Linked DNA regions of Homo sapiens: region 2 is linked to region 1. A link is an interaction called in ENCODE POLR2A ChIA-PET data of the cell type or tissue named here. Cell type or tissue: IMR-90. All regions are shown on one strand. Each heading gives the region's core, and the rest is flanking DNA. Links, peaks and the distances in the headings are about the cores only.

Region 1 (10,481 bases), core at 1,627-9,626:
TGGAGAATGGTATTGTTGAGGCACTGAGCAAGGCCTTTCCCCCCTCCTCCCATTTTTCTTCTTTCTCATCTCCTGACGCCTTCAAATTAAAAATTTAAGAAGGGGTCTGGGTGCGGCGGCTCACGCCTATAATCCCAGCACTTTGGGAGGCTGAGGCTGGCGGATCACGAGGTCAGGAGATCGAGACCATCCTGGCTAACACGGTGAAACCCTGTCTCTACTAAAAATACAAAAAATTAGCCAGGCGTGGTGGCGGGTGCCTGTAGTCCCAGCTACTCGGGAGGCTGAGGCAGGAGAATGGCGTGAACCCGGGAGGCGGAGCTTGCAGTGAGCCGAGATTGTGCCACTGCACTCCAGCCTGGGCGACAGAGCGAGACTCCATCTCAAAAAAAAAAAAGAAAAACATTTAAGAAGGGGAAAATTCCTTGCTTAACCTAAAATGTGGCCTTGAGGCCTGGTCACCCTGTGCCATTGAGACCTGGGGTGTGAGGTTCATTCACGAGCCTCTGGTCTCCTGGAAGGGTCTGGTCTGTTCATTCATGAGCAGGGTAATTAAATAACTCTTTGTAAGAGTCAGGGAGCTCCTTGCTAAGTGGTCTTCCCCAGTTGGAGCGCAAACACAGGCTGAAGTCCTCTCCTTTCTCAACACCCACCTCCCCCTTCCCTTTAAAGGGAGGATTTTATGCTTTAAGGGAAATGGGGAAGGTTGGGGGGGGGCAACACCTTAAAGGAATTTTAGGCAGATTCAGCATTTTTCTGGTGTTGCTCCAAAAATTCCCCACACTGTAATAAAAAGATACAACTGTGAGCAGGCATCTGATTAGTGAGCTTTTTACAACACAGCTTTTCTTTTGGATGCTTTAAAATGAACACATACTGTTTTAAAACAAGCCCCTGTACAGTTTTCTGGGGAGGGGGAGAAGTTTGTGGAAAATACCGGAAAAGGTTATAAAGCTGAGGGAAATTAACAAAGGACTGTGAGTTTTGCCTTCAGAGGTTAACTATCAGCGAGAGGCCAAGGCTCTTCCTTAGTCCTTGTACTGACTGAACTTCCCAGCCCCTCGACACGTGGCCCGGGAAGTCCCTGGGAGCAAAGCGTCCACACAGACCTTTGTGGGGAGACTCGTGTGGGCTGTGGGCCCGATTCAGGGAACTGTGTTTCTGTGAAGATGAAGCTGAGCATTTCCCAGAAATGAGCCCAAATGGCGGGGAATTCAGGGCAAAGGGGAATCTCTGTAGTGGCAATGGGGGATGTCGTGCGGGGTCCCCAGAAGGTGTGATGTCCACACAAGGGTGTGTGTTCGAGGGGCCTTTGCTGTTGCCGAATGGTTTTGCTGGAAAGCTTGTTTTTTGTGTGTGCTTAGAGATAGTCCCGGCAGGAGGAGACTGGAGCTGTCCTAACGGGAGGACAGAGGCTGCTGGTGGGGGAGCTGGAGGGGACAGCGAGGGAGGAGCAGGCAGGAGTCTCCCTGCGGTGGGTTAGGGCACCAAATGGACTTCAGGGCCCTTGTTCACACACAGCAGCATTCACGACATCCATGCATTGCAGTTTTTCTGGGCTGGGCCATTAACCTCAGCAGAAAAATGCTTTTTCCAGGGGGTGTCTGGCAGCACATTGCTGGCGGGCTGCACAGATGAAACAGAAACCCACCTGACACTTCCCCGTCCTGCTACAGATCTCAGGCTCCAGTCCCCACCCAGCTTCCTCTGCCCCCAGAGGCCCCCACCCTTGGCAGACAAGGCTTCCACCCCTTGCCTAGGTGGCTGACAGGCCTGGCATGGGGGCACCTCGATCTCAGGTCCATACTCCACTCACTCCCTTGCTCCTCCTCCTCCTCCTCCTGTTGGCCGGTGCCAGGTTTCAGTGGGTCCTGGCTGCATGAAACAAAGCATTGTGAGGCTCTGCTGAGGGTCTCCCACCCACCCTCCCTCCCGCCTCCTTCCCAGCAGCTCCTCGAGTCTTCCTTTCCAGGCCAGGTTTGTTGTCCCGAATTGGGAAAATAAGCAAAAGCTTCTTGTGTTTCAGAACACCCTCCTCCACACCAAAAGGGTGGATGTGCTGTGCCTCCCGGAAGAGGGCTTTCTCCCCCGCTTCACACTTGATGCCAATGTGTCCTTCCTTCCCTGGGCGTTCAGGTCTTTGGTGTAGCCTTCAGAGCTGAGTTCCCTCAGCAAGAAAGTTCAAAGATTGCCAGCGCTCACAAGTTTATTAGCAGTTGATGGATACTTTGCAGAAACAAGTGAATGCCTGATGAGTCACCTTCTCCCTGTCCCTGTCTTGTTTTCCATATGTTCCAGTACGTATGTGCACACAGAAACACACATAACACACACTCGTACACACTGACATCATGGACACAGTCTTGCACACGCACATGCACAAGCACTGGACTTCCAAGCTACATGGGGGGTGGTGACCGGCCAGTTTTCTGGTGTTGATTTTTAGTGGGGGTTGGGGGTTGAGGGAAAGGAATGAGACCTCAGTGTCCCCTTTTTGTGGAGCTTTTGGGGCAGGCATTTGGGAAGGCCAGCTTGGGGTGTCTGTAGGGAACCGCTGCTCTGGGTGTGTGTGTCTGTGGCTGCCCCAGCAGGCCGCAGTGTGCACATTTGTATGGCCTTACTGACGGGCACCTCCATCCAACACTGGCTGCTACTTAAAACAACAACAACAACAACAACAACTGAGTGGAGCCAGTGGGTTCCCAGGTCCTAACACGCCTGTAAAAGTTGGAGCCAGTTAGTGTCCTGGGCTGCCCCAGTTACCCAGCCTGCTGGGGCAGCAGGATGCGGCCCCATCTTCCGCCATGGACCCCCTGCAGGGTGCAACCCATCATCATTGACTCTGAACCCAGTTACTCCAGAAACACAAAGGCCACACCAAAACACATCTCACACTCAACCCCTGCTTTGTGCCCCCCAGGTCCCCAAGAGGAGGAGCTGGGGCTGCAGGGAGCGAGGGCAAGGCCCTGACCGACGTGGGGCCCTTCCCCTCTGCTTTTCCCCCTCTGCTGTCCCCATTTTTGTTAACAAATACAAGACTTCCGGTCTCCACCCTGCTGCCACAAACCACAGCGTTCCTGCAGTCTGGCTGGGCTGGGGAGATTTATGGTCCCAAGTCTGAGGCCTGCCCGCTGGCTCCTACTTAAGGAGGAGTCAGAATGCCCGCCGCCGGGGCTCCCTTTCCCTCCGTGTGACCCCCCTTTTAAAGTCCTCCAAGTGCCTGTTGAGGAAAATTACCTTACCAGAATCACCCCGGCCCCCAGGCTGCCTGTGGGAAGACTGTGTAGGGAAGCGGGGCGGGGCCTGCAGGGGAGGGATGAGGGCGGAGCAGGGCGCCCTGCAGGCTCCAGATGCTTCTGTGGAAGGAGGGGAGAGAGGGGGCACCCCTGGGGATGGGGGTGCCGGCAGAGAAGGGGAGAAGGGGGACGCATCTATTTGAGACACATAATCTTCTGTCTGGGCTGGAGGAAGCTTTGTTAAGGTAGCCCGGGTTAATACCGGTCTGCATGTTGTGATTTGGCATTTTGACATGAATTCACCCTTTGTGTACAGGGCTGCTGCTGACACACTGAGACTGTTTTCCTATTAGGAATATAGATGTTTTTGTCCCAAGCCACCCTCATTTTTATTTTTACCAGATAGGTTCCTCATGACCACGGCACTGATTTGAGAGCTGGGTGACAGGCACCCAGAGACCATCGCATAGGTGGTCCCAGAGTCTAGACACCTGGGTTCTAGCTCTGGCTGTGTCATCCCCTGGTACTCCAGCAGCAGGCTTTCTGGGTCCTGGTTTTCTCATCAGGATGACAAGGGGCTGGAGGAGCTGGCCTTCAAGGTTCCATCCAGTTGAAAGATCTGTAACTCCAGGACGTTGCTGAGGCTTTTTGAGGCCCTAAAAGCAGACTACCCAAGCTATTAAGGGTCCCTTTGCATCTGTGCTCTGCAGAGAAGAGGCTTTGTTGGCCAGGTGGGCACAGATGCTGGTGTACTGGACTCCTGATGGGCAGGGGCCTGGAGAGAAGCAGCACCCAGCGCTTCCTATGCTTAAAGAAAGGCAGGGTCCTGGTCAAAGGGCTGTAAGAGCCTGGGCAAGTCCAGGACTAGCCTCACCGCCTCCTTCTTTCTGTCTCGTCCTGAGAGATGAGCTGGTGACTGGGTGCAGTGGGGGGGCGGGTGTCTTCATTCTAGGAGTCACCAATGCCTGTCCCCACTAACCCTCTCTGCCAATGTGTTTTCTAGATTCCCAACTTCTTCTGGAGCCTGGGGATCGGTCACACTGGTGCGTGGTGGCATACTGGGAGGAGAAGACGAGAGTGGGGAGGCTCTACTGTGTCCAGGAGCCCTCTCTGGATATCTTCTATGATCTACCTCAGGGGAATGGCTTTTGCCTCGGACAGCTCAATTCGGACAACAAGAGTCAGCTGGTGCAGAAGGTGCGGAGCAAAATCGGCTGCGGCATCCAGCTGACGCGGGAGGTGGATGGTGTGTGGGTGTACAACCGCAGCAGTTACCCCATCTTCATCAAGTCCGCCACACTGGACAACCCGGACTCCAGGACGCTGTTGGTACACAAGGTGTTCCCCGGTTTCTCCATCAAGGCTTTCGACTACGAGAAGGCGTACAGCCTGCAGCGGCCCAATGACCACGAGTTTATGCAGCAGCCGTGGACGGGCTTTACCGTGCAGATCAGCTTTGTGAAGGGCTGGGGCCAGTGCTACACCCGCCAGTTCATCAGCAGCTGCCCGTGCTGGCTAGAGGTCATCTTCAACAGCCGGTAGCCGCGTGCGGAGGGGACAGAGCGTGAGCTGAGCAGGCCACACTTCAAACTACTTTGCTGCTAATATTTTCCTCCTGAGTGCTTGCTTTTCATGCAAACTCTTTGGTCGTTTTTTTTTTGTTTGTTGGTTGGTTTTCTTCTTCTCGTCCTCGTTTGTGTTCTGTTTTGTTTCGCTCTTTGAGAAATAGCTTATGAAAAGAATTGTTGGGGGTTTTTTTGGAAGAAGGGGCAGGTATGATCGGCAGGACACCCTGATAGGAAGAGGGGAAGCAGAAATCCAAGCACCACCAAACACAGTGTATGAAGGGGGGCGGTCATCATTTCACTTGTCAGGAGTGTGTGTGAGTGTGAGTGTGCGGCTGTGTGTGCACGCGTGTGCAGGAGCGGCAGATGGGGAGACAACGTGCTCTTTGTTTTGTGTCTCTTATGGATGTCCCCAGCAGAGAGGTTTGCAGTCCCAAGCGGTGTCTCTCCTGCCCCTTGGACACGCTCAGTGGGGCAGAGGCAGTACCTGGGCAAGCTGGCGGCTGGGGTCCCAGCAGCTGCCAGGAGCACGGCTCTGTCCCCAGCCTGGGAAAGCCCCTGCCCCTCCTCTCCCTCATCAAGGACACGGGCCTGTCCACAGGCTTCTGAGCAGCGAGCCTGCTAGTGGCCGAACCAGAACCAATTATTTTCATCCTTGTCTTATTCCCTTCCTGCCAGCCCCTGCCATTGTAGCGTCTTTCTTTTTTGGCCATCTGCTCCTGGATCTCCCTGAGATGGGCTTCCCAAGGGCTGCCGGGGCAGCCCCCTCACAGTATTGCTCACCCAGTGCCCTCTCCCCTCAGCCTCTCCCCTGCCTGCCCTGGTGACATCAGGTTTTTCCCGGACTTAGAAAACCAGCTCAGCACTGCCTGCTCCCATCCTGTGTGTTAAGCTCTGCTATTAGGCCAGCAAGCGGGGATGTCCCTGGGAGGGACATGCTTAGCAGTCCCCTTCCCTCCAAGAAGGATTTGGTCCGTCATAACCCAAGGTACCATCCTAGGCTGACACCTAACTCTTCTTTCATTTCTTCTACAACTCATACACTCGTATGATACTTCGACACTGTTCTTAGCTCAATGAGCATGTTTAGACTTTAACATAAGCTATTTTTCTAACTACAAAGGTTTAAATGAACAAGAGAAGCATTCTCATTGGAAATTTAGCATTGTAGTGCTTTGAGAGAGAAAGGACTCCTGAAAAAAAACCTGAGATTTATTAAAGAAAAAAATGTATTTTATGTTATATATAAATATATTATTACTTGTAAATATAAAGACGTTTTATAAGCATCATTATTTATGTATTGTGCAATGTGTATAAACAAGAAAAATAAAGAAAAGATGCACTTTGCTTTAATATAAATGCAAATAACAAATGCCAAATTAAAAAAGATAAACACAAGATTGGTGTTTTTTTCTATGGGTGTTATCACCTAGCTGAATGTTTTTCTAAAGGAGTTTATGTTCCATTAAACGATTTTTAAAATGTACACTTGATTTCATGTTGTCCTCCAACTCCTTTTTCTTCTGCTGCTTGGAGGGAGTGGGGAGGAGTGAGTATTCATCCAAATTCAGTTGAGTTGGCGTCTTCCCAGCCCAGTGCTTGGAGGATGGGAGACGTGGGCCACAAAAGAGACATCTAGAACAGCCCTGGTCTTCAAGAGTGCTGGAAAGACCTGCAGCCACCCAGACATCCCTCCTTCTTGTGTCTTGAATTTGTAATGGGAGACAACCTACAGGAGCTCTGTGGGTGATAATTCAAAGCTTGTAGAATTGAGGACAGGGAATTACATCTAGGGTAATGGGAAGGAGACAGGATTAGAGGATGGATGGATGGAGAAGTTTAGCCCCAAGAACCTGGGTCCATCTGGTTCTTGCCAACTCCTCACTTGGTATTAAATCCTAAGCCTACTGTACCCCTGCTAGACTGGATTCCAGGAGAAGTTTCCTGGGGGCTGAGACCCTGGAAGGGTGATGAAGGTGGGGGTTGAATGTCAGTGGTGTTCAGAGGGACTAGGCCACCTCCTGGCGCCCTCCCAAATACTGTCCTGGGCCACAGAAGTCACAGAGTACAAGTTCCACTCTGCAATATCGTCCCTTGTCTGCTGGGACTTAAGTGACAGTTCACTAGTCCCCTTCCCCAGCCTAGCTCTGGTGGCACTTGCAGTCAAAATGCCTCTTCAGTGCTGTCTTTGCATCAGCCTGCCTTGGTTCGCTGCTGAACCGTGATCTGAGCCATGTTTTAGATTTGGGAAATCTTGCACAAGAGATGGTCTAAATTGGGTACCAAACAAACGGCTGTGCAGGTGTCTATGTAAGGGGTTTTGAACCTTATATCCAGGAAGGGGGTCCTTTTGAAGTGGGGGTTAAGATTTGAATATCATAAGCCTGTACAATTTCATGAAAGCTTTTTGGAAGGCCAATGTAGGACAGCCAACTTTCTATTTTGCCAAAAAATGACCAAAAGCGCTACAGCCTACTGGCGCCACCACTTCATTAAAGGGAATGACAGTACAATTGGTTAGCAAGAAATATTAATACATGTTGATTGCTGATTTATGCTCCAGGGCATTAATGCCAAGTGGTCATCCTGGCCAACTTGTTTACATGTGATAGGGAGCTTACTACCTCTAAAAGTAGCTTTTGCTTTTTTTTGTTTTTTTTGAGATGGAATCTCGCTTTGTCGCCCAGGCTAGAGTGCAGTGATCTCGGCTCACTGCAGCCTCTGCCTCCCGGGTTCAGGCAATTTTGCTGCCTCAGCCTCCTGAGTAACTGGGATTACAGGAACACACTACCACACCCGGCTAATTTTTTGTATTTTTAACAGAGATGGGGTTTCATCACGTTGGCCAGGCTGGTCTTGAACTCCTGACCTTAGGTGATCCACCCGCCTCGGCCTTTCCCAAAGTGTTGGGATTACAGGTGTGAGCCACCACGCCTGGTCGCTTTTTGCTTTTTATCATTGAACTGAAACTTGCTTACATCGTAGTTCTGTAACCCAGAATAAGTGCAAAATCTCATCTCTAGAAAACACCCAAGGAGGGTTCTAATTAACTCTAGGGTGGTAGCGGCGGAGGAGGGGCAGGGAGGGAAGGTGTTTCACTGGGGGCTGTCAAAGTTATTTTAGTTTGCTCTAAATTGCGTCGGCATGCCCGGAAGCTCTTTAATAATTGTAGCTACCATTTACTGAATGCTTCACTAGGTGCCAGGCATAATGTTCAGGCGTTTGAGGGAATTCTCATTTCATCTTCATTAGGACACGCTGCAAAAATGGAGGCTTTGAGAGGTGAAATGACTGGCTCAAGGTCACACAGTGAGATAGTAAGTGGTTAGGGAGATCAGGATCTGACTCCGGGCTGAGTGGTTCTTCCTGCTTGGTCCACGCCCTGTTGAGATGTTTATTTGGTAGGATCCTGTGTGGCTCCAGTCCCACAACTCCCTGAAATGGAGAGAAGGTGGGAGGGTGGTCCGCCACGTTTCCTCCTGACCACTTGCGCAAGGCCTCTGGATTTGGGAGGCAGAAGCTGTGGCTTCTGGAGGAAGGAGAGGCTGGAACAGGGGTGGAGGTGTGTGGGTTCTGGCAGCATGGCTGATTCCGGGTGGTGGGGAAAGAGGAGTGCTTAGGAGGAGTCTGGCATTTGCTGGTTTCTGACACTTCCCTCTTTTTGCCGGCAAGCCCGTCACCCACAGTCATCTCCTGAGCACCTTCAATGTGCCGCAGCGGGCACGGAGGTAACGTGGACCTGGACGGTGCCTGTGAGTGATGCTGGGGGACAAGACGCCACACCTGAGATGATCAGCAACAGAGCAGGCAGAAGAAAAGGCGAGGACCCAGGAGGAGGCCTGGTCTTGGGGCCACAGGTGCTTGCAGAGGAGGTGGGACTTTCAGCTCAGATGGCATTGAGATTAGCAGAGTAGGGGGAGAAGGTACCCCATTGGAAGGAAGTTTTCCTGCCTCTTGGTACTCCTTCCTTTCAGTTTGCCCCTTAAATTTCAGGGTATCTTATATAATTCGATCTCAGGCTCTGCTCAGGCTACACCCTCTCCCTGGATGACAGCATCACTCTGGTGGTTCTGTCTCCCTCAGACCTGTAGATGCCTCAGCTGTCCCAACCAGAAACCTGGATTCCCCATCCTTGCCCCTGTCCCCCATAATGAAAAAAAACAAATTCCCTCCATCCTGTTTCACCCGATCAATAATTATAAAATGCAAATATCTCTCTCAGAGTTCTGTTTTCTCTACCCCCACTAGCATGACTTATTTCAGGGCCTGTAAGTTTTCCCTGGGTCTCCCTTACCTCTGGTGAAAGTAGCCCTTCAGCATCCACCTCTGCCAACCTCTCCCCTGAGTCCCCAGCCCTCCACGCACAGAAACCTTTTGTTCCAGGCATGCAGGGGGATGCACTGTGCTGCAGGCCCGCCGTGCTCATGCGCTTCTGCAGCAAGTGCTTTGCAGCCACTTCAATTAGCTATCTCCTCCTTATCCTTTGGGATGTGATGCAGGCAACACTTCCTCCAAGAAGCCTCCTCCCTTTAAAAAATTTCTGTCTGGGCGGGCGCGGTGGCTCACGTCTGTAATCCCAGCACTTTGGGTGGCTGAGGCGGGCGGATCACCTGAGGTCAGGAGTTCGAGACCATCCTGGCCAACACGGTGAAACCCCCGTGTCTACTAAAAATACAAAATTAGCCTGGCATGGTGGTCGGCGTCTGTAATCCCAGCTACTTGGGAGGCTGAGGCAGGAGAATCACTTGAACCCGGGAGGCGGAGGTTGTGGTGAGCCAAGATTACGCAATTGCACTCCAGCCTGGGCGACAAGAGTGAAACTTTGTCTCAAAAAAAAAAAAAAATTTGTCCTGAAGAATGTTCAATAGTGTAAGATTCTCTCTTCTGCTGAACTATAAGCTCTTGGCACCCTGGGGTCTCAACTGGAGTCTCAGTTAGGATTCACTGCCCTGACAATTCCTGGTGTGGTACTCAGACAGGACTTGTCTCATGAACGAGGCATATTTGTGGGCTTAGCTTGGGCTGGGAATAATTGTCATCATCTTCATCATCAAGAGGCAACACTGAGTATGTCCTGACTCTGTGCTAGGCAGTGTTCTAAGCACTTTACACTGGGATTGTCCCATATGATCCTCACAGCCACTCTGCGAGTGGATACCATGATCATCACTCCCATTCTACAGATAAATAGGTTCAAAGAATTGCCCACAGTCTCCCAGCTGTTAAGCGATAGCATCAGATTTCATCACTTCTGTGTTATCTAATCTCTCTGGGCAGGCCTGGCTCAAGGAGTTGGGTATATGTTTTTTCTAAAACAAGTTCTGGTTTGGAAGGACCAAGCTGATCTGACTGCTGAGCAACAGAAACAACACCTGCCATTTGTACTTGTCAGTGCATACCAAGGGTCATGCTGCCTGTGCCCCCACGCCGCAGAGGACGTGGGCAGGCCTTCCCTGATTCAGGAAGGGCCTGACCCTCCAATGGGTGAGTGATTTGCCCGGGACCACCTATGCACAGCCTGTGATGGAAGCTGGATTTGCACCCAAACCTATAGCAAGCGATGACTTCTCGCTGGGTCTATTAAGCTCCCAACACTCAGCAGCCTGCAAAGGACCTGTTTGTCAGCTCAGCCGGTGTGCCCTCAATGAGCAACTCCTGATTGTCCCTGAGGGTGTGC
Region 2 (10,481 bases), core at 1,429-9,428, 150 kb before region 1:
AATAGCAAAGCTTCAATATCATGAAACAAAAAGCTGACAGACAACTCCACTGTGTTGGAGACTTAACCCTCCCTCAGCAACTGGTAGAACGTCTAGACCAGAAAAATTCACTGAAGACATAGAAAATCTGAAAAAGACTATCAACTACCTCACCTTGATTGATATTCCCAGAACATTTCACTGGACAGTGGCAGAAATTCACATTATTTTCGAATGTATATAACACCCTTACCAAGATAAATCCTATTTTGAGCCATAGAACAGATCTCAATAAGTTTAAAAAATTAGAATTGTCAAAGTTAAATTGATGAAATCAATAAAAGCTAGAAAAGGCAAAACTGAGAGAGAAAGCAGATCTGTGGCTTCCTTGGGCCCAGGGGGACAGCACAGAAAATCATGTGCAAAGGCACAGGAAGGGGCTTTCTACTCTGCATCTTAATTGTGGTGTGGTCACACAATTGTATACAAACGACGAAATTTATGAAATTGAACACTTAAAATTAGTAAATTTTATCTTGTGATCATCTCAAGAAGCAAAAAATAGGGGAACAGTCAGTTTGGTCATTTTCATCTAACAAATGCCAGAGTTCAATTTTAAATTGTAATTGGAGACCAGAAAAACATTGCCAAAAGGGAAAAAAGTCCTCCTGTGAAGCTCCCGTGTTGTGCAGGGCACCATATGTTTCACCACCTGAGACAAGAGCTAATTTATGGTTAGAGCGTTTAAAGAGTCCAGGTTTTTTGGAAAAAGGAACTATATACGAGTTAAGCTTCTGAGGAAGACTTAAGAGCATTCTTTCTCCACATTCCTTCTCGCACAGCCCAGAACTAGTCTTGTAACAGAAGAAAAGCTATGAAAGAATCACCCTGAAAAACCAGGCTTCTTTATGTGCAATGAGAAGATTTTTCATCTAAATATATTATCTGTTAAAAAGTGATCAGGGCTGACAGCAGCAGTCTGTTCTGTGGCATCCACAGCCTCTCTATGGTGTTCCCACGGAGAATTCTGGTAATAACAGATACCATATTTTTGCAGTACCTTCAAGGGTTGTTTTAAAGCAGAATGTACAATTCACCTCTTCCCAGGTGTCATCAGGATGTGAACATGCAGCACTTTATACTGTTATTACATTTTACATGATAACTCTTTATATAAAACATAAAATGGCTCCAGAAAAATGATTTTATATGGTACCTACTCTGAAAACCTAAACAAAATGGTGCTTGTTATTACATTGGTGTTGTGAATTACTTGAACTATTACGATAGCATGTTTCACTAAAACATATTTCAGTAGTTTACTTTTGGCATAATATCTGCAGCATGGAGAATAAGTGTCATCTCAAAGTAGAAAGGCATGGCATTTTTCTTAATGTGTCTTTCAGACTCAAAGTTTAAAACATCATAATATTTTTCCTGTGATTGCTACTATTTTTATATTCATATATCTCTACACACACATACACATACAGAGACACACAGATACATACAGAGAAAGATTATTCCCCAAATGAAAATATTTACTTTGAGCAATAAAATTAAGGGTGAGTTGGTTGGTTGATCCGTTTTGCTTTGCTTTTTTGAAATTTACTTTAATGTTGTTATACTGCCTGTACAGTAACAGGGTGCCCCTGCTAACACATTTCTGACATTGCCCTATCAAAATGGAGGATAAACATTGCCACAGCCCCAATGAAAGAAAAAATGTGTTATCAAGCTTTTAAGTGTATGGGGTTTAAACTCTTCTCATGTTACATCAGATCTTTACTGTAAACTAGCCAGAATATTTCCCAGCAGAAAATAGTAAGTGTGTCTTCAACTGCAAAGAGCACTTCATAAAACTCGTTTCACTACAAAACAGAGTAAACAGTCTTTTGATCCCTTCTTTTTCCCCACCTCAAAAGTTAAACTGCCATTCCTTGTTTCCAAGACTCACAGTAGTAAATGTTTTGAATTTTCCGTGTTGGAAAAATTCTGACATGGCATTATCTACTACCCCCACCATCAAAATGAAGATGGGACTATGTGTCTATAGTTTTCCTCGTACCAGTGGCCATTTTCCCAAGCAAGGATCCAGAAATGTGTATTTTCCTCTTGACTCTGCCATCGATTCCCTGTTTATCCTTCACTGAATCCTTCTTTCCCTACATTTCCTTGGCTCCATAATGGACATATTGGCTCACTTTAATTAAAGATTCCTGAGTGACCCTGATCCTTGGATGAAAATCTGAAGAGAGGGATAAGGAGTAATGGGATGGGAGTAGGGGAGTATCCCACAGCAGTATTCAGGAAACAAACCTTCAGCATTCAGGCTTTGTCTGTCCCCAACCAAGCCAGCACAACCTCCTCCTCAGGGGCTGCACACTCGGCCCTCAAATGGGATGGTATTGAGACTCATGTTGATGGACAGAAACCAAGAAGGAAGAGAAAGCAACTGAAAGAGGGAATGTCCCTGGCTTCTCATCATCATAAGTACTTGAGGTCCTTAGGGTTATGGGTCCTTACTGATTGTCTAGCTGTAAAATCTATGCTGTTCGTCTCTGTTCAGCAAGGAGACACAGGTGAAAGCTAGGTTTCCTGGCCTCCTGATTCTGGGGTTGATGAGCATCAGAGGAGACACCCAGCCTGTCTGTCTCCCCCATTGCTTATCAGCAGCCCCTTCCTCAGGACTCTGTGAGTCCATTGCATCCAGCCTTTTCCATAGTAGTCTCAACATTAGTGAACTTTTAAGCCTTCTCTGTCTTCTGTGCAACTCCTACCCACATCTGGCTTCTGAATTTGAGACGATCTGAAAGCAACCACATTCAAAAGAAAACAGAAAAACATTTTAGTTCTCTTGGAACTTACTGTATAAGAAACTCATGTGCTTTGCGGAATATTTACAAGTAACGGTTCTTCAGATTAAGTAGAGGTCTCAGCTTTGCTTTTGGCCGTTAAACTCGGTAGTCATTTGTAGCTCTGTTCTACAAAGCACAGATGAGTATCCTCTAAATAACTCAGCTTTCATGTTATGAAGCAGACTAATTCTCATACCACAGGTAATGAGCCCTAGTTTTGAATCAAACGTTTTGATTTTTCCAGTTTGGCTTATTTTCTGAATTTAAAAGTACCATGCACAATTATATGTAGACAATTAAAGTTTGAAATGGTTCCTAAGCACAATACAGTTATCTCTCTGTATCCATGGGAGATTGGTTCCAGGACCCCACCCCCAAAACACCCGCCATAGATACCAAAATCCACAGATGCTCAAGTCCATAATATAAAATAGTGTATTTGTATATAACCTGTGTACATCCTCCTGTATACTTTAAATCATCTCTAGATTACTTACAATACCTAATATAATGTAAATGCCATATAAGTAGTTGTTATACTGTATCATTTAGGGATAATGGCAAGAAAAAACAGTCTGTAATGTTCAGTGCAGATGCAACTATCCTTGTTTTTTCCTCAGAATATTTTAAATCCATGGTTGGTTGAATCCAGGGATGCGAAACCTATGGATACAGAGAGCCAACTGTGTAAATTTAGTTTTGCTTTTTATTTATAAGCTGTGGAGGCCAAAAGAACCTAGCTGTTAAAGTGGTCATCTTTTTCAATTCATATGACTGATCAGAATCACAACTCGGATAGTTTTAAAATAAGCTGGGAGACTCCCTTTCCCTTCCATCTTAACGTTTTGATACCAAATTATTTTACCTTAATAAAGCGAGTGTAACACTGCCTCCCTATAGTGAATGCACAGACTTCTCTACTTATCCTGGGCCTGGACACAACCCAACTCAGTGTCACCAAGAATCCAAAATTGAAGTCAAAAAAAGAATGTGTCTTGTGGTTCCAAAACCATGGAAGAAGAAAAAATGGATTAAATGGTTAAAGAGGAAGCTTAGGGCTCATTGGCATTCCCCCATTCCTTGTTTTAGACGTGGTTATTATCGGTGGGTGAAATTAGCCTCAGCCTCTCTGTAGACCTCCAGCATGTCCTTGTTGCTGCTGTGACGTGGGTTTGCAGGGTGAATTTAATCAACTCCAGGCTTCCTTACTGCCAGGCCAAGGCTGCCAGCCTCTTGAAAGCTCACTCGTTTCAGATTTTGTTTTTTTGGGTTTTCTAATTTTTTCTAATTGAGGGCCTGAAGCCATTATTTAAGACTTTTCCAAACTTCTCTTGCCTTCAAGTGTTCATTTGACTATTTTATGGGGGTGGGGGGAGGTGGTATTGTTTGTGTTTTCTAAGCAAACCAAAATTACATATTTTTTAATCTGTCAAGTTAACCTTTGACAAAAGTTTACCTTAATTCAGTAAACATATTTGTACTTTGGCCAATTCTGAATTAACTTGAAAAGTGTTAAGATATTTTTAAATTTTTAGGCATAAATATAGCACATATAGAGTTATGAGAATTGCCTTTTAGTTTACTTAAACATAAAGATACTCATTTCAAGTTTAAAATGTAAATGATCTTGTGACGAATGAGGCTATTCACATTTCAGATGAACTTGTTTCAATACTTTGAGGCACTTTCTATTTGTCATAACTTCCCTGAGATTGAGTCACTATGTTTTACTCTTATTTATCCACGTATGTGTTCATTTTTATACATTACATTTTCCCAACTCTAAATCAAAACTGAATGCCAAGGATATTTTGTTTTTGGTTGGACGAGGGGAGTTACATTTAAATGAGAAGACTATTAAACCTGCTCTTCTGAAATAATTTTAATAGGCATATGTTTCCAGCCCTGCAGGTTTAAGAGCCTAGTCTAATGGAAGGGGCACACGATAGCAATGTCCTTTCTTAAAGGGATATCACATGTTTGTGAAGCCCTATCAGTTGTGCTTCAGCAAGGGCTCTAAATGGAGTCTGGCAGCTCTCCTATTTGCACGGCGCTGTCTGTCTCAGCAATGATAAGCAAAGACAGGCTGACTCCTTCAAGGAGCCTTTCATAAAGTCTCAGCTCTCAAACGTTCCGAAACTCACTGGTGGACTTTCCCCTGTGGACCATTCATTTATCAGGAAATGAAATTGGTTACAGGGTTTCTCACGTTGCCAAACCTCACTGACGAAATCTGGTTTCTTCCAAAGTTCAGGAAAAGCATTTACTCTATTTTGCTGTTCACTACTTCTTGTCTTTGTGGGAACCACAGTCAATACAAGGGTTTGAGAACTCCACAGGGGAAAGGTTGGAGTGGGAGGTGGCCAGGGAGTGAGTCTGGGGGCTACTTTCATAGATATCAAATCCCATCCCTTTTGAATGGGATTTTTTTTTTATGTTGGCATTTTCGTCTTTCAAACTACAGTGTCAGTTTCACAGGAGTGATTTTTTCCACTTCAAAAATGAAATCCTTTAAACATGACACGAATCACCTTATTGGCAGCATAGCTTTGTAACTTAGACCAGAGATCATTGTTTAAACTTCGTGAAACTAGAAGGAACAAAAATAAAGAGAAACATGTAGTTGTATGGCACAGAGAATGTTTGGATAAGTGAAGGTTAAATTATTACAAAGTATGTAATCTAGTTCATATGTTTAAGGAATGGAACTAGGCTAAATTATCTAAAATATTCTGACGTACTGAATCATTTCATTTTGTAAAACAAAATCTGACTAGCAGGGCATTCTGTTGTAGGCCAGTCTGTTGAGTGCAGTGTGCAACCTCCTGTGTTTGGAATTAGCAGGCCCAGGGGTAAGGCGCAGCGTGCATGTGGCAGTTATTATGGCTGTGGAAGTGGTTGCTAGCTAATTGATAGCAGTAGCAGTAGAAACAACCTTATTTAATTTTCAATAGTCCCTATGACAAGACGCTATACATGGGATCCTTTGTAGTCTTACCATTATTGTCCTTTCTCTCCCTGCCATTAAATATATGGTAGTTAATATATACACTTGATGATATTAAGAAATGAATTCCTTTTACTCTTTTTTCCCCCTTTGGAGCGGCTTCACATTTGACTTCTAACCCTGATTATTTTAGGCCCCCAAGTAAGTAGTGATTTACTATCAGTGAGCCTGTTACCCTTGACTGTTGTAGCTCCGATTTGCTAAAAATGTACTTGTGGTCACAAAGCCACCTCTTAGCCTATGCTGGCTGGTGGTTTTGCTCATAATCTGAACCCCAAAGAGACACACTGGTTCCATAAAGGGAAAATGAATGAATCGTCTTCTCTGTTCATCACGGGGAGATAAGCTTTTGTGAACTTGAATTGCCTTTAGAGCATTGTGTCCGTGGTTTCAATTGTATCACAGAATGTTACACAGACTGAAGTTAAGTGGTTACTTTTTGTCAGGGGTTATCTTATTTTTCTCCATTCAGTTTAACATGTGTACTGCAAAAGACAGTATTTTTGGAAATGAAGGCATAGTCTTTCATTTAAACATGCATCAGAGGGATTTCACTAATGAAAGCATTCAAATCATGTGCCTAGTTCTTGTTTCTAGCAGCCTCTGCCATTAAATAAATATCAGTCTTATCAAATTCATGCATTCAACATTTTTCCTGTTGATACAGGCATGAAAAATAAAAGCAGGTAGGCACTATAAAAGATTTGCCTTCATCTTTGGTGATCTGTATCCCAGCCCTAACCTACAGGAACTGAAAATGAAAAATCAGTGATTATTTTTGTCCTTTATAAATGGTCTGCACATTCCACCATACAGCCTCTCATTGCTAACAGTCCCTATTGAAGAGAAAACACCAAACCCAATATTGAGAGTTTTTCAAATCAGGGCACAATGGGGTATAAGGAACCATGTGGACTCTTGATCATTATATTTATTTATGGTGTTCTCACAGTCTTTAGGCCTCTGAGTCTTTGAATAAATATCTCCAACATCCAGCGGCTAACATTCCTTTTCCTACAAAGCTACTATTTGCAATAGAGATTTTCTTGTCTTTCATTTATTTGTTCAACTAGTATTGATTGAGCAACTCCTGCCTGCACAGCACTCTGCTAGTGGTTGTCCCTTAAAGAACCTTACTGTTTAGGGGGGCACAGTTTCTAAAGTAGCATTCAAAGAAACGGCTTCTCTACTCCCTTCCTTTTCAAATGTGAGGAACTTAAGAAAATTAGAGAACACAAATGGGCAAAGGGGGCTTGGGAGGCAAAAGAAGACTGTTCACACTCAGAGGACTTTGAGCTGCAGTGGTTTCCTTGAGTGTGAAATGAAGAATGGCCGTGGACAGAATGCAGATTCTGAAGCACATAAGTGGAGAGGCAGGTGGGATGCTGGAGGGCTGAGAGTGAGTCCCCAGTCCTGCAGTCTGGGGCAAGTTATTTCACCTTCACTGTGCATCAGTTTCTCACCTCAAGGACAGGTCTAACTCATCACCTTACCTACATCCTGGAATAGTTGGAGAAATCAAAAGAAACAATGCACGTAAACTCCCTAGCACAAAGCAAGCTCTCAGTAACTGTTAGCCAATGTTAGTTTCTCACATATCTATCAACCTCACTTTTCCAGAACAAAGCCAAAAACTAGAGTTGTAGATTCTGAACAATCAAAATGGATGGCTCGGAGCTCTTGTCTTGTACTTTATTAATCAGGGAGCCTCTTGCTCACAGCCATACTCTTTGCTTGATACAAGTTTTGTTTGTTTATTTGTCTGTTTTTGAGACAGAGTCTCGCTCTGTTGCCCAGGCGGGAGTGCTGTGGCGCGATCTTGGCTCACCACAACCTGCACCCCCCGGGTTCAGGCAATTCTCCTGCCTCAGCCTCCCGAGTAGCTGGGATTACGGGCATGCGCCACCACACCCAGCTAATTTTTGTATTTTTAGTAGAGATGGGGTTTCACCATGTTGGTCAGGCCGGTCTCAAACTCCTGACCTCATGATCCACCTGCCTTGGCCTCCCAAAGTGCTGGGATTACAGGCGTGAGCCACCATGCCTGGCCCAATACACAGTTTTAATAAGCTTAGCCATCTGGTTCCCAAGTCCATAATAGACTAGAAGCCACAACTTAAAAGAACTGCTACAGGTTAGTACACTAACAGTTATGAAAATCAAGGGCCACTTGTTCTGATTAGCAAGGGAGCAAAACAACACACATGAGTCTTACTTTTATAAGTATATGTGTTGTTTTATAAACTAAACAACACACAAGCCTTACTTTTCAGTATCTTATAAGAACTTTTACATGCTACTCATGAAAATATACCAAAAAGAGTTGTGAGTCTGTGGCAGTCATGACCCTGAAGAAAAGTTGGGATGATACAGGACATAGAGCTGGTATCATCTCTACCCTTGAGAAACACAAAGCCCTGTCTTTGAGAATAGCGAGTGGGTGACCTAAGCCCAAAGAAGGCTCAAGGTGCCAGTCTGAACTTTCAGAATAGATAAATTGCTGAATGATTTTCTTTAGCAGGTTAGTTTTCTTTTTATTTTACTTTGGGAGGGATCATAGCAAGATTCTTGTAAATGCTGACTTTAATGTATGATTTGGTGTATAACAATTTAGTTTATTCACTATTTTCCATGAACACGTTAGTATCTCTGTCAAGACTAAGTTGTCTAATTTAACTCACGCATCATCCCATCTATGTAGGTAATTATTTTACTAATGTGTTGTCAAATGAGGGTAAACTAGGCTAACTCCAAAGATCCCTTCTTCCATAATCAATTTATTATACTTCTTTTGTTTTGCCTGTGTCTCCTCAATATACATTCTATTCTCACAATAAGCAAAAACTGAAAACTTGACATTGTAAACTTTCTCCTGGTTCCAGTGTTTGTATTTATGAAAAAACATCAATTCCATGCAGATGTGTTCATGTGAACTATTTAGAATTGACCCTGATTCCGAATCCCATAAGTGACACTTTCCAGTAGAATAAAAAAGATGGCTTGGAATGTAATCACTTCTGGAGAGGAAATAGGAGAAGCTGTTTCCTTCTTTTAGATTTCCACTCTTTTATTCTGCTGAGAGAGGGCATAGAAAAAGGGAAAAAAAGGAATTTCTCCTCATCCTCAGCATATGAGAGCTGTATGTGGCTTTTTAAGTTTTTAAAAAAGCAGCCAAGTGTCAGGGTACCCAGTTCATTTTTGGAGTTGTTCTGGCTTGTCATATACTCCTCACCTCCAGCAGTCCAGCCTAACAAAAGCTGTTACAATGACTTAAAAACAATATTCTCTGGAGCTCCTTTCATTTCTAAGGAGCAGCATCAAACTGTGCCCCTTCTCCATTGTAAGCCTTAGGATTTGTGGGAAATGCTTTTGTTTAAAGAAAGGTATGAAGGAACCAGTCATGAATCTTCTGTTCCTAAGGAAGTGGACCAAAAAATATCCTTTCTCTCAGCATTAGTTGTTAGAATGGAGAAAGAAGAGATACTTGAGAAACCCTCTTTTCAACCCCCTTATTTTGGGGAAATGAGAATTGCCTCATCCAAGGTCACCAGGCTGGTGGGGGCAGATCCAGGCTCCTATCCTGGACTTCCTGACTGCACCTGGTCATGTCCCTTTGTACTACACATGGCTTTTCTCTGCATTCAAGGGACACTGTAACTGTTAATATCAGTCCACAGTCCCCTCTCAAAGCAGCCTCAAAAAAGCTTGAAAGTCCAACTATTACTAGTCATTGCCCCTGTGCTATTCTTTGTGTAGAAGGATGATGCCATGAGTTTTGGCTTGATGTTTATGATGTATTTATGTTAACTCAAATTCTCTTTCATTGACCTATCCTCTTTGTGACTAATGAAACGCCTTTGCAAAAGGGCCAGTTTTGGAGGGGTGGGTGTTCTGTCAGCAGTAACATCTCAGATCTGTTTATGCCTTGGAGGGACCATGTCCTCAGGCTAGATCTCGGGGGCTCAGTATTCTAGTACCATAAATATTTTTAGAACTGTCTTTTTGAGTTCTACTTTCATGCACATTTGTGACTAAATTTAATATTTTTAACTGGCATACTTTATTTTGTTGTGTGTTATTTAACTGCAAGTTGATCTTTAACTGGCCATTTGAGAGGCAGATTCTTCTGCTCTGCCCCTGCATGTGGCATGGACAATTGTTTCAGGATAACGTTGATCCCTCCCAGTTCTCTGAACATGGCATGCACGCTCCCAGCCTCAGCCTGTGCTTGTTTCCCACGAGGGCCAGCGAAGGCCAGAGATTCTCCCCAAGATTTTCACACATCACCCCACTCCTTCCCTACTAAACTTCCGTAACACTCACATCACCCCACTCCTTCTCCTACCAAACTTCCATAGTGCTCACATCACCCTACTCCTTCCTCTACTGAACCTCCATAACACTCACATCACCCTACTCCTTCCCCTACTGAACCTCCATAACACATCACCCCACTCCTTCCCCTACTGAATCTCCATAACACATCACCCCACTCCTTCCTCTACTGAACCTCCATAGTGCTCACATCACCCCATTCCTTCCCCTACTGAACCTCCATAACATGTCACCCCACTCCTTCCTCTACTGAACCTGCATAGTGCTCACATCACCCCACTCCTTCCTCTACTGAACCTCCA

What was found. Peaks named below come from ENCODE experiments on the same cell type or tissue, not always from the same donor. Only the 100,000 strongest peaks of a DNase experiment are listed, where the experiment ranks them.
Region 2: POLR2A ChIA-PET joins it to region 1 with 10 read pairs; 2 of 35 experiments call an interaction of 5 or more read pairs at or near these places.

What each region holds. Positions count from the first base shown.
Region 1 is chr18:48,915,669-48,926,149 of GRCh38, reverse strand. SMAD7 (SMAD family member 7) reads left to right here. Exons shown (of 4, transcript NM_005904.4): 4 at 4,240-6,297. The coding sequence ends at 4,778. Among named protein-coding and RNA genes, the nearest start is that of SMAD7, 30 kb to the left of the region's middle. RefSeq lists enhancers at 1-115, 2,180-3,111. In IMR-90, for the core only: no CTCF peak of the experiment used is centred there; DNase peaks (open chromatin) are centred at 2,259 and 3,099; H3K27ac peaks cover 2,637 bases.
Region 2 is chr18:49,067,174-49,077,654 of GRCh38, reverse strand. All of the region lies in intron 17 of DYM (dymeclin), which reads left to right. Among named protein-coding and RNA genes, the nearest start is that of MIR4744, 23 kb to the right of the region's middle. In IMR-90, for the core only: no CTCF peak of the experiment used is centred there; a DNase peak (open chromatin) is centred at 4,994; H3K4me3 peaks cover 333 bases; H3K27ac peaks cover 1,515 bases.